Regions from separate parts of the Homo sapiens genome. Here region 1 is linked to region 2. The links are chromatin loops, found by intact Hi-C in ENCODE. Cell type or tissue: breast epithelium. All regions are shown on one strand.

The links. A loop is a pair of places that touch in the nucleus more often than their neighbours do. Peaks named below come from ENCODE experiments on the same cell type or tissue, not always from the same donor. Only the 100,000 strongest peaks of a DNase experiment are listed, where the experiment ranks them.
Region 1: it touches region 2 in a loop (12-fold over the local background); 1 of 110 quality-filtered maps calls a loop at or near these places.

What each region holds. Positions count from the first base shown.
Region 1 is chr3:189,544,386-189,549,385 of GRCh38, reverse strand. No RefSeq gene overlaps it. Among named protein-coding and RNA genes, the nearest start is that of TP63, 85 kb to the left of the region's middle. In breast epithelium, no CTCF peak of the experiment used is centred here; no DNase peak of the experiment used is centred here.
Region 2 is chr3:189,831,227-189,836,226 of GRCh38, reverse strand. The region is part of intron 4 of TP63 (tumor protein p63); the gene reads right to left. Among named protein-coding and RNA genes, the nearest start is that of MIR944, 3.8 kb to the right of the region's middle. In breast epithelium, no CTCF peak of the experiment used is centred here; a DNase peak (open chromatin) is centred at 2,066; H3K27ac peaks cover 2,847 bases.

The sequences.
Region 1 (5,000 bases), 290 kb after region 2:
GGGAAATGAAAGACAATGATCCCTGAGACGCAGGAAGGGGGAGCCCTCTAATTACCCTAGCTTACTTCCTTGAGAGAATTTCAGTGCAGGATTGCAGTAGTGCAATACATAGGTAATGTATTCATTTTCTGTTCATTTGCATAGGCTTTATATTGTAAAAACTTTCTTGAATTACTTATACCATACTTGCCAATGGTCTTCATCTCTTTGTGAATTTGTTTCTGAACATCTTGAATTTACTTCCCCTAATAGTAAATTTCTTAAAGGAAAGAATAGAGAAATTTTTTTGTTGATCTCTTGCTTAGTTAATGTTATCTAACGTTTTCTATCACATAGGGTTCAGATTACTCTCAATGAAGTTCAAGAGGCCCAGTAGACCTTATTTGTTAATATTTCAATTATTACCTTCTTCCATACATCTATAAGTTCTGGTGTGCTTGATCTTGTTCTACTTGAAAGATCAATTTCCCCATAGAACTGATGTTTACAGTTGATTAGATAAGCATAAAGTTGACCCTCCTGGTCATAAAACTTGAAACTTACACTTGACATTTGTCTTATCTGAGTACCTTTCCAGAAAACTGACCAACAGGAAATCCCAGATAATATCAAGAAACTGAAACTTACCAGATCACTGCATCTAGACAGTGAGATGCTAGACCCTTCATCAGTCATGATTACCTAACCAGCCAACCTCTTCCTGTTGACCAATGCCTTTTTCTTTCCCCTCCCTAATTCCTATTTTCCCCACATGTAGCTACAGTGTTTCCCCTCTATATAAATCTCAATTTTAGTCAGTTGGGGGAGACTGATTTGGGACTTATCTCCTGTCCTTTGGCTGACATCACCGGAATATAGCCTTTCTTCCCTAGCAATACTCATTGTCTCTGATTGACTTTCTATGTGGTGAGCCATGAAACCGAGCCATGAAACCTAGACTGAACCCCTGGCATTTTGGTAACAAATGTGTTGCTTGTGGCTCAGCTGACATGGAATACAATTTTTGGAAGCCCTCCTAGTAGCTACCTGATCATTTTCAGCTGAAGGTAGGTTTTGGTTTATTTCTCTATTTGGCCCAGCTACTGCCATCCCCAGCCAGATTCCTAATTGCCCAGGAAAAACAGCCTTTGAAATTTGGCACCTGCTTCAGGACAGGTGACTGTCCTTTGTGAGTCCAGAAAGCAGGAACTTTTCCTCTCAATTTGGGAAATCCTAAAGGAATTTCTGTTTGCAGGTTGAAAAAGTACAACCTACTGAGAGAGAATGCACCCTGGCTTTTTCAGTTTGGACACTCTTGGGGCTTGGCTTGTGGGTTGCTGCTTCATTTGGATTCTAGTTTGTTGATTGTTTGGTTGTGTATGTGTTGATAGGAGGTCAGGGTTCAATCACAGGGTGCAGCCCACTGAGAAAAATTTTTCAAAGTTGGTCTGAATGTAGTTGTGGGCTGATGGAGTGGGGGAAAGTCTGTTATATTACTCTGAATGTGCCTGATCTTGTCTGATCTCAGAAAATCTTTGAATTACAGTGGTAAGTTAACATTGGATTTATTTTCCCCTCAAACAGGAAATTAGGATGGAGTTCCTTGCATCTAGGCTTCTGTGCTGCTGTTCTAAGCAGGGTAGGGCCTGCTTAGTATGTGATATTCCTCTGTGGTGCTATTTGGTCCTAGTGTTCTTTAGAGTCTGGGGAGGTTTGGCCTTTAAATTCAAATTCTCATGGAAACTTCTTTACCCAGAATTTGGGTTCACAGCCTTCTCTGGATTACTTATCAAAGCAAACAAAGTTTAATCATGTGAACATGTTTCTAAACTGGTGAATTTGTATTGCTATCTCATGGCTTTGTATTGCTAACTCATGGAGTTCTAAGGTAAAAGCTATTAGATCTTTGCCTATATGTGTGTATACAAGTTTAGATTTGTTTTGGTATATGTACATTTATTATGTTTTATGTTGTGTCTCCTGAATTGGCTTATAAATAAAAACTGCACTCATAAAATAAGTAAACAAGTCCAAATATTTTTCAAGTTCACATGACTTAAGTAAATCCTTAATAAATAAGCTTTAAAATTATTGGTAAAATAAAAGGAATTTACTAGGGATGTCTTTGGAATTGTCAGGACATATTTTTCTGGTTTTTATATTTGTCTGTGTCAGATATTTTAGGGTCTCAAGGTTTGACATGGAAGGTTATAAAACTATAAACCCAGCCAAAACAAAATAATCTTTATGTAATTTTTTTGACAATTATGACTAATTAAATGTCATTGGTTTAATAAAAACAGCTGAATTTTCTGAGTTTTTGGCAAAACGCCCATGTGTTTAACTTTAAGGTTCTTAAGTTAACCCCTAATATTCATATTCACAGGCTATAAAATGATGGTTACTAAGGAAATAACCTGAAATGATAACTAGCTCTGTTAAATATCTCAGTTTTCAGAAGGAATGTAGATAAACTGCTAAAAACAAAAGAACTGAGTAAAGGTAAATGGGATAAATGCTTGTCAGTGAACTTTTTGTGTAATTTAAAATTTTTAAATTATTTCTAATGCTCATTGAGTGCCTGGATCATTTCTAATTAAGAAATAGTTATAATATGGAAAAGCATGTTTTTAAAAATTGTGGAATGTTCTCAGGTATAAAATACTAATATTTGATTGATCTGGATTTTTTGCTTCCTGGTTTTCACCAAAATTTAAGATTAATAAGAATAATAATTTTAGTTAATATATTTATTTAATTAATAGATAATTCAATTGAATCAATAATTTAAGTTGGTTTAGGAGCTTTTTTCTTTAGGTAATGAGGAAATGTGATATGGGTACAAAGTTTTAATGTTCAAAAATGATTGGCCTTGTCTTTAAAAAAATTATGACTGTAATTTCTCTCAAACTACTTTATATGTGTTTACCATTGTTAAATTTAAGTGACATTTCCTTGAACTAAGCAACAATTTTAAAAAGTGAGATTTTCTAGTGATTTTTGATCCCAAATCTTTTACTACTCTTTGAACTAAGCAACAATTTTAAAAAGTGAGATTTTCTAGTGATTTTTGATCCCAAATCTTTTACTACTCTTGGGTCTTATTGTGTATGCTTGAAAACAAAATATGTACAAGTATTGCGTTGATTTGAAAATTCTAGTTGTGAAAGCTACCTAATCATTTGTCAGTACTATATCTAAAAGTCAGTCTTGTAAATGAGTGATGTCAATCTTTAAAAATAGCTAAAAAGAAATTATTGTGTGCTTATTGTTTCTGTGGTTTTGTTTTCTAATAGTTAAGCGAAAGAGATTATTTATGCTAATACTGAATTTCCACAACTGATATTTGCATTTACCATTGTTTAAATATTGAGAGAAAAGTTAATTGTCTTACTTTAATAAGGATGGCATAGGAGCTATCATATTTTTTATACATTTTGTCATAATTTTGTCACTAGAATGCTAGAATGCTAACTACTAGGCATATGCGAGGAGTAACCTAACCACTTTAATACAATGGCTTGAAGTGCTGCAGACAGTAACTCCTAGACACCAAATCACAATATTTTCATTTTTGACATGTTAGAAAGAATAATGGGACTTTCTGCAGTGTTAATAAACTGAATCACTGATTTCTAAATGTTCTTTCTTGTGTTTCTAAACATTTCATTAAACATTGGCTTCTGTTCTTAGCATAAATGCATATACTATAATTTATCATTTATATTATAGATAAAAACATGTTACAGGAAAGTAGTCTATCTGCATATCACAGGTAGAATGTTCCTTTAATATAACTTTATTTCTGTATTGCTTTTAAAGTCTTTTGATTATCACTTTGGTTAAATGAATAACTATTATTTTATAATAACTTGTAGTTTTGTTTTGATCAAATATTTTGAGCCTTTTAACATCCTTGATAAACACGCTATTAACTAATCTTTGTGCTGTTAAGTTACAAGGCTTTGACTCCCGGGTCTGAAAAAGGCACCAACTCCTACTAAAACTTGAGCATTAATGCCAGTAAAAGCTTCATCTTTAGGTCCAAGAGAAGGTGAAAATCAAAATGAACTGCTTTTGTGAGGCACATGGCCAGAAATTAAAACTATTCAATCCCTCTAGGTCCAGAGACTATCACAGAAGAGGTGGGTGCATGAGTTGTAAAGGCCGATTTTGAGGAATAAAATTACTTCAGACTCTCCAGATCAAGGATGGGCACGCAGATACCTAAACATCTGACAAATTGAGGATTTTTTGCCTCTCTAAATTTCTTAACTCAAATGGGTTTAACAAAATGCTTATGTTTTGTATGGCTAATTGCTACAAGTTAGTGTCTAAGACCAGAATTAAATTATGCAACCTCACTTTTTGGCCTTTGGTTTTTTGGCTTTTATGTTGCTTAAAAGATTTTAAGGGTTAATGAGTGCCTTCTCACCTCAATCAGTACCTGGATAAATGTTTCTAGAATGTTTAATTGGCTATAAGTTTTTTGACTGTAAGTCCCTTAACCATAGAGATCTCACTGAGGAACAGGATGGACCTGGGGCAGGTAGCCACATGACCCCAGCAATGATATGGGACAAAATAAAATTTAGTAATCAATACTGCTTCTGGCAAATCTTGGCCAAGAAGCGGGAATGTAAACTAAAATATAATCGTAAGCCTATGATATGGTTGGCTCGGTGTTCCCACCGAAATCTCACCTTTAATTGTAATCCACAGGTTTTAAGGGAGTGACCTGGTGGGAGGTGATTGGATCATGGGGGCCATTTCCCCCATGCTGTTCTCATGATAGTGAGTGAGTTCTCACAAGATCTGATAGTTTTACAAGGCAGTTTTCCCCGCTCTTGCTGCTCTTGCTCACTCTCTCTAGCTTGCCACCATGTAAGACATGCCTGCTTCCTCATCCACCGTGATTGTAAGTTTCCTGAGGCGTCCCCAGCCATGCAGAGCTGTGAATCAATTAAACCTCTTCTTTACAAATTACCCAGTCTCAGGTATGTCTTTACAGCAGTGTCAAA
Region 2 (5,000 bases):
AAGTTGCACGTGTACATTTGATTAATTTCCTTAGAAGAACCAAGTAAAAACAATCTCTTCTTCCAAAATTAACAGTTTCCTGAATGTGGAATATGGACAAAACCCAAAGTGAAATCTCCTGAAAACAGCAAATACTCATGGAAATAAACCACTACCCGTGTGATCAAAGGAATAGACACTCTGAGCACTTGCTTCAAAGATAGACCCATTGATAGGAAGTCTGACGCGTGAGCCAAATCTTGCCTTCCCCACTTTACATTATTATTATTATTATTATTATTATTATTATTATTATTATTATTATTATTATTTTGAGATGGAGTCTCGCACTGTGGCCCAGGCTGGAGTGCAATGGCACGATCTTGGCTCACTGCAACCTCTGCCTCCTGAGTTCAAGTGATTCTCCTACCTCAGCCTCCTAAGTAGCTGGGATTACAGGCACCTGCCACCATGGCCAGTTAATTTTTTGTATTTTTAGTAGAGATGGGGTTTCACTATGTTGGCCAGGCTGTTCTCGAACTCCTGACCACCTGCCTCGGTCTCCCAAAGTGCTGGGATTACAGGTGTGAGCCACTGCACCCAGCCGCCTTCCCCACTTTTTTGGAACATTTTAAAATGCTTTGAACCCAGACTTGCTTTAGTTGTAGGCAAACAGTTGCTGACAGGACAGGAACTGAGCCTTCGGTAAGAATGTATTGCAATGCTTTCATTATGTTAATTATATCTGAGACACCAGGAGGCTGGTATATACACACCATGGTAAGTATTTCTATTCATTTGATTTTACTGGGCACCAGATTCATTTACAATTAGGACACAGTTAGGACAAAAAAAGTAAAAACGATACAGTTATTCCCAGTCAGAGAACCAAAGAGAGGAAATTGGCAGACATCTTTTGTTTTACATGCCTTCATAAACTATAATTTATTCTCTCCCCATTTAGCCTTTTATCATTAGGAGTTTAATTTTTATAAAATATAACTATTCATCTATGTCCTTCTAGACAGTATAACTAGACCCTCCATCTAGTTTAATAAGCTATACAGAATCTGAGAATATAAAGTTAAGAAGATTTTAATCCTGAAACTCTAGAGCTTTATATGTGTGGGATCTCAAACTAGGAGATTTGACTCCCTCCACCAAGGTCAAAGTGAATTAGGGACTGCATGAAAAACCCAGCATTTTTGTCTCACAGGACTCGGACGATCCATAAGATCAGGTCACTCTTCCCTATCTCAGTGAAGATTTAAATGTTTAGAGACATATGACCCAGTTCTCTGTCTTCAAGCTTAGAAAAAATGTACCGTTTGACATTTAGCAAAGACAAAAAAAAAAAAAGGAAAAAAACCATATGAAATCAACATCTATTATGTTTCAACAAAATATCAAAACATATATAATTGCTTTTTCCAAAAAACTGACCCATCCTAAGGAAAGATTTAGGTGCAGAGATTTAAGAATTGTGCTTCTTATGAAAAAAGGGTGTGCTTGCTCTGTCTAGAGCACCAAACTCTCTCATCACACCACTTGGTTTATGGTCTTAATCACCAGACAGATGAAAGCGACCTGCAAGTTTGGGAACCCACAGCCCAAGTGCTAGGAAGAATCTGTTCTGTGTGAACAGCCACAGCGCAATTGTGGAGATACATGGCACAAGTACACAAAATAAACAGTAACGTATTTTCTTTTCTTTTTGGTAGAAATTCCTAATGGAAAATTCCTGATATAGACTTTATTAGGAGGAAACGCGAGTCCATAACTGTAAATGGTGCAAAGCCCACTTTTTCCACCTTATTAGCAAGTGCATAAGCATAAGAATCTATGTTTTCCAAAAATCATATTAATAATTTCCCCTGTCTTTCCTCCCAAAACTTAAAAAAAAAGACTGTCAGACTATCAAAGCACTGTCAGTGCCAGTAAGACACATCATTAAGGTGAGTAATTTTCCTGTTTACTTCAAACACTTTTTTTCCCAAACTCCAACCTGGGCAGGTCTGATCAGGTTAGGCTTTGGAACGAGTAAAAGCATCCCCAATTTCTACATAAGCGCTGCAGGCCATGGGCAAAGACAAGTCTCAACTGAGCTCTCCACGGTAGTCAAGCTTCCCGGCGCCTCTGGTCTTGTCTCCCTCATACCTAACAAGTATCGTCATGTCTCTCAACCTTCAAAATCGGTTTATCTGCAACACAAATGCACATACGCTCACATACATCCTACTTCTTTTACTTTTACTTATAATTAATATCTACATACATTCTGAACACATTTGCTTTATAACAATTCTTTCCTATGCACTTTTCAAAAGAAAATATTTTCCATTCTGAATTCAGGCATTCTTCATGTAAAGACAAATGGCAGAATGCAAAATAATAATCGTTTTTAACTGCAAAATGCTGCTCTAATTTTTAAATTCAGTGGAGTAGAGATCTGGCTTTTCTATTTTTTCCTGGAAATAGATACCGCTGTCTTAATTAAATGTTTTCAAGATCTACCTTTATGCAAATATATCTACTATGTAATTTGTGTTTTCTTTAAAAAAAAAAAAAAGAGAGAGAGAAAATTGCTACCCTTGACATAAGATTCCTCTTTCAGTGTGATCTGCTTCTAAGAAGACAGGAAGCTGGAATTAAGAGTTTAGTATTGGATCTATTTTGTCAACGTGGACAGATTGGTAGGTCTCAAGTTCACTTCTCAATCTATAAAAAATAATGCATGAAAATACATATAAGTCCCCAGGTCACAGGGGAATTGTGAGTTCTACTGTTTGCAAAGCGTTTTGCATTCTTTGGGTAAGAGGTGTTGGGCTTGTTATGAAGACACTGTACTTACATAATCCTAAACATGCTCATAAATTGGAAAGGCAGTTTTCAAGCCAAAGGCATAATGTTCTTTTACACTACAAATGAACTTGTTTATATGCTGGTCTGAGATACTTATTTGCTCCTACTCAGTCACCCTGTTTTCTTCTTGAGGCCATCACTATCATCACTGTTTCTTCCCCTCACTGTGCTGAATTTGTCATAGATAGAAGAGGGAAATAGAAGCAAAATTAAGTAATGAATAACAAAAGGCTTAAACTAAATGGAAACTCATTTTTCAACCTCATGGTGGTGGAGGCAAAGTGAGGAAACATGAAAGGAGAGAGAAGGCCTTAGCAAATTGGATTCGATTTACTCTCTATCAATAAGATACAAGGGAAGATCCAGTCTCACCTTTGCCTCTGCTCTCTTTATCTCATTAAACGTGCTTAAATTTGGACAGGCAAAAATGAGAGCTGTCAAATAGTAACAGACGCATAATAGTAAAAGTCAGAATACTAGTAGGAAGTGCTCTGCATCCAAGGATCACTCATCCCTAGACTTATAGCATAGCTCTCTATTCATTTGGTAGGTGACAGGTGTTGTCAGGTCTAGAAAGACACATAACTCTGCATCTGTGAAATGGGAATATTAATCCTCCATCCTGGAGAACTGTTACATGAACCAGTTCCCACAGTGTAAAGTGTCTTATGGAGTTTTTGACCTGGTACTCAACATATATTAACTACCAGTTTTATCTCTATCATCTAAATTTTGGAGTTGGTCATCAGTGGCCAACTCCTGACAGCATAATAATACACACAAGATAATAAGCATAACTGACTATGCGGCCAGAGGTTAAAATTTATGTCAAACTTCATGCTTTATTAAAAAATGAAGGAATAAGTCAAGAGCCTTTTATTTTACCCTTGCTTGCTATGTCACTGTTGTAACTTTTAGGTTTAGCTGGCGAGCTGTCTCCTCCTGCAGCTATTGTACTTGAGTTGTACTACAGGTAATATAACCAACTAATGTAATGAACGATATATACTAAGGAAAGTTGGCCCTGAGTGACCTCCTTGGATTGAGGACTTTGTCTCTAACAACTGTCCATCTGTCAGTCCCTGGGGTTGATTATAAGAAGAACAGTATACCCCAACAAGCCCGATGCAGAGAAGTCTCAGGTAACTTTCAGGTTTTCCATTTGCCAGTCATTTAGAAAAACCCCAAGAGGAGAAAAAAAATTAGGATGCTGACATCATCTGAAGATTCATTTCCCTCTATTAAAAGCATTATAGTGCTGGGCGTGGTGGATCATGCCTGTAATCCTAGCACTTTGGGAGGCCAAGGCAGGTGGATGATGAGGTCAGGCGTTCAAGACCAGCCTGACCAACATGGTGAAACCCTGTCTCTACTACAAATACAAAAATTAGGCGGGAGTGGTGGTGCATGCCTATAATCCCAGCTACTCAGGAGGTTGGGGCAGGAGAATCACTTGAACCCTGGAGGCGGAGGTTGCAGTGAGCCGAGATATCACGCCACCGCCCTCCAGCCTGGGTGACAGAGTGAGACTCCGTCTCAAAAAAAAAAAAAAAAAAAAAAAAAAAAAGAGCATAATAGCTTTCATGGCACATCAAGTTCTGGGACAAAAATTACACTGCCAGCTCTATGTGTTATAAATCAAAACCTACTACTTATCAGCCAAATACCACTTTAATTACAGTGTTCTCGTATTAGAGAAAGAAGATTAGGAAGGGTAGGAGCTCAAACGGTGCAGAATGGGAAGAGCTTCATGCTGCTATCATCAAATGAGCACCTGGCCAGAAAATCAGAGTCTGAACTCCACCATCTAGTAGCCTAAAGACTGGGGTTTGTCACTTTACCTGTGAGCTTCCGTGTCCTCATCCTCAACATGAAGATGAAGATAACAACACTGAACTTGGAGTGTGGTTGTGAAGCTCGAATGATATCATGGAAATGAAAATGACCTGTGCATATAAATGTATAAATAAAATCAGTATTTAAAAAGTAAATTAAGAAATACCCTCACAGCAAATTAGAAAACTGTCTGCCTATTTAATCTGCCCTCTGCAATAGATTTATAAAGTCAATCGATTAGACGGAAAATAAATAAGGATCAATAACCAACTCAAGTAGAAATATTTAAGAAAGAATGCAGGACCCAAGGAACCTCAAACAGC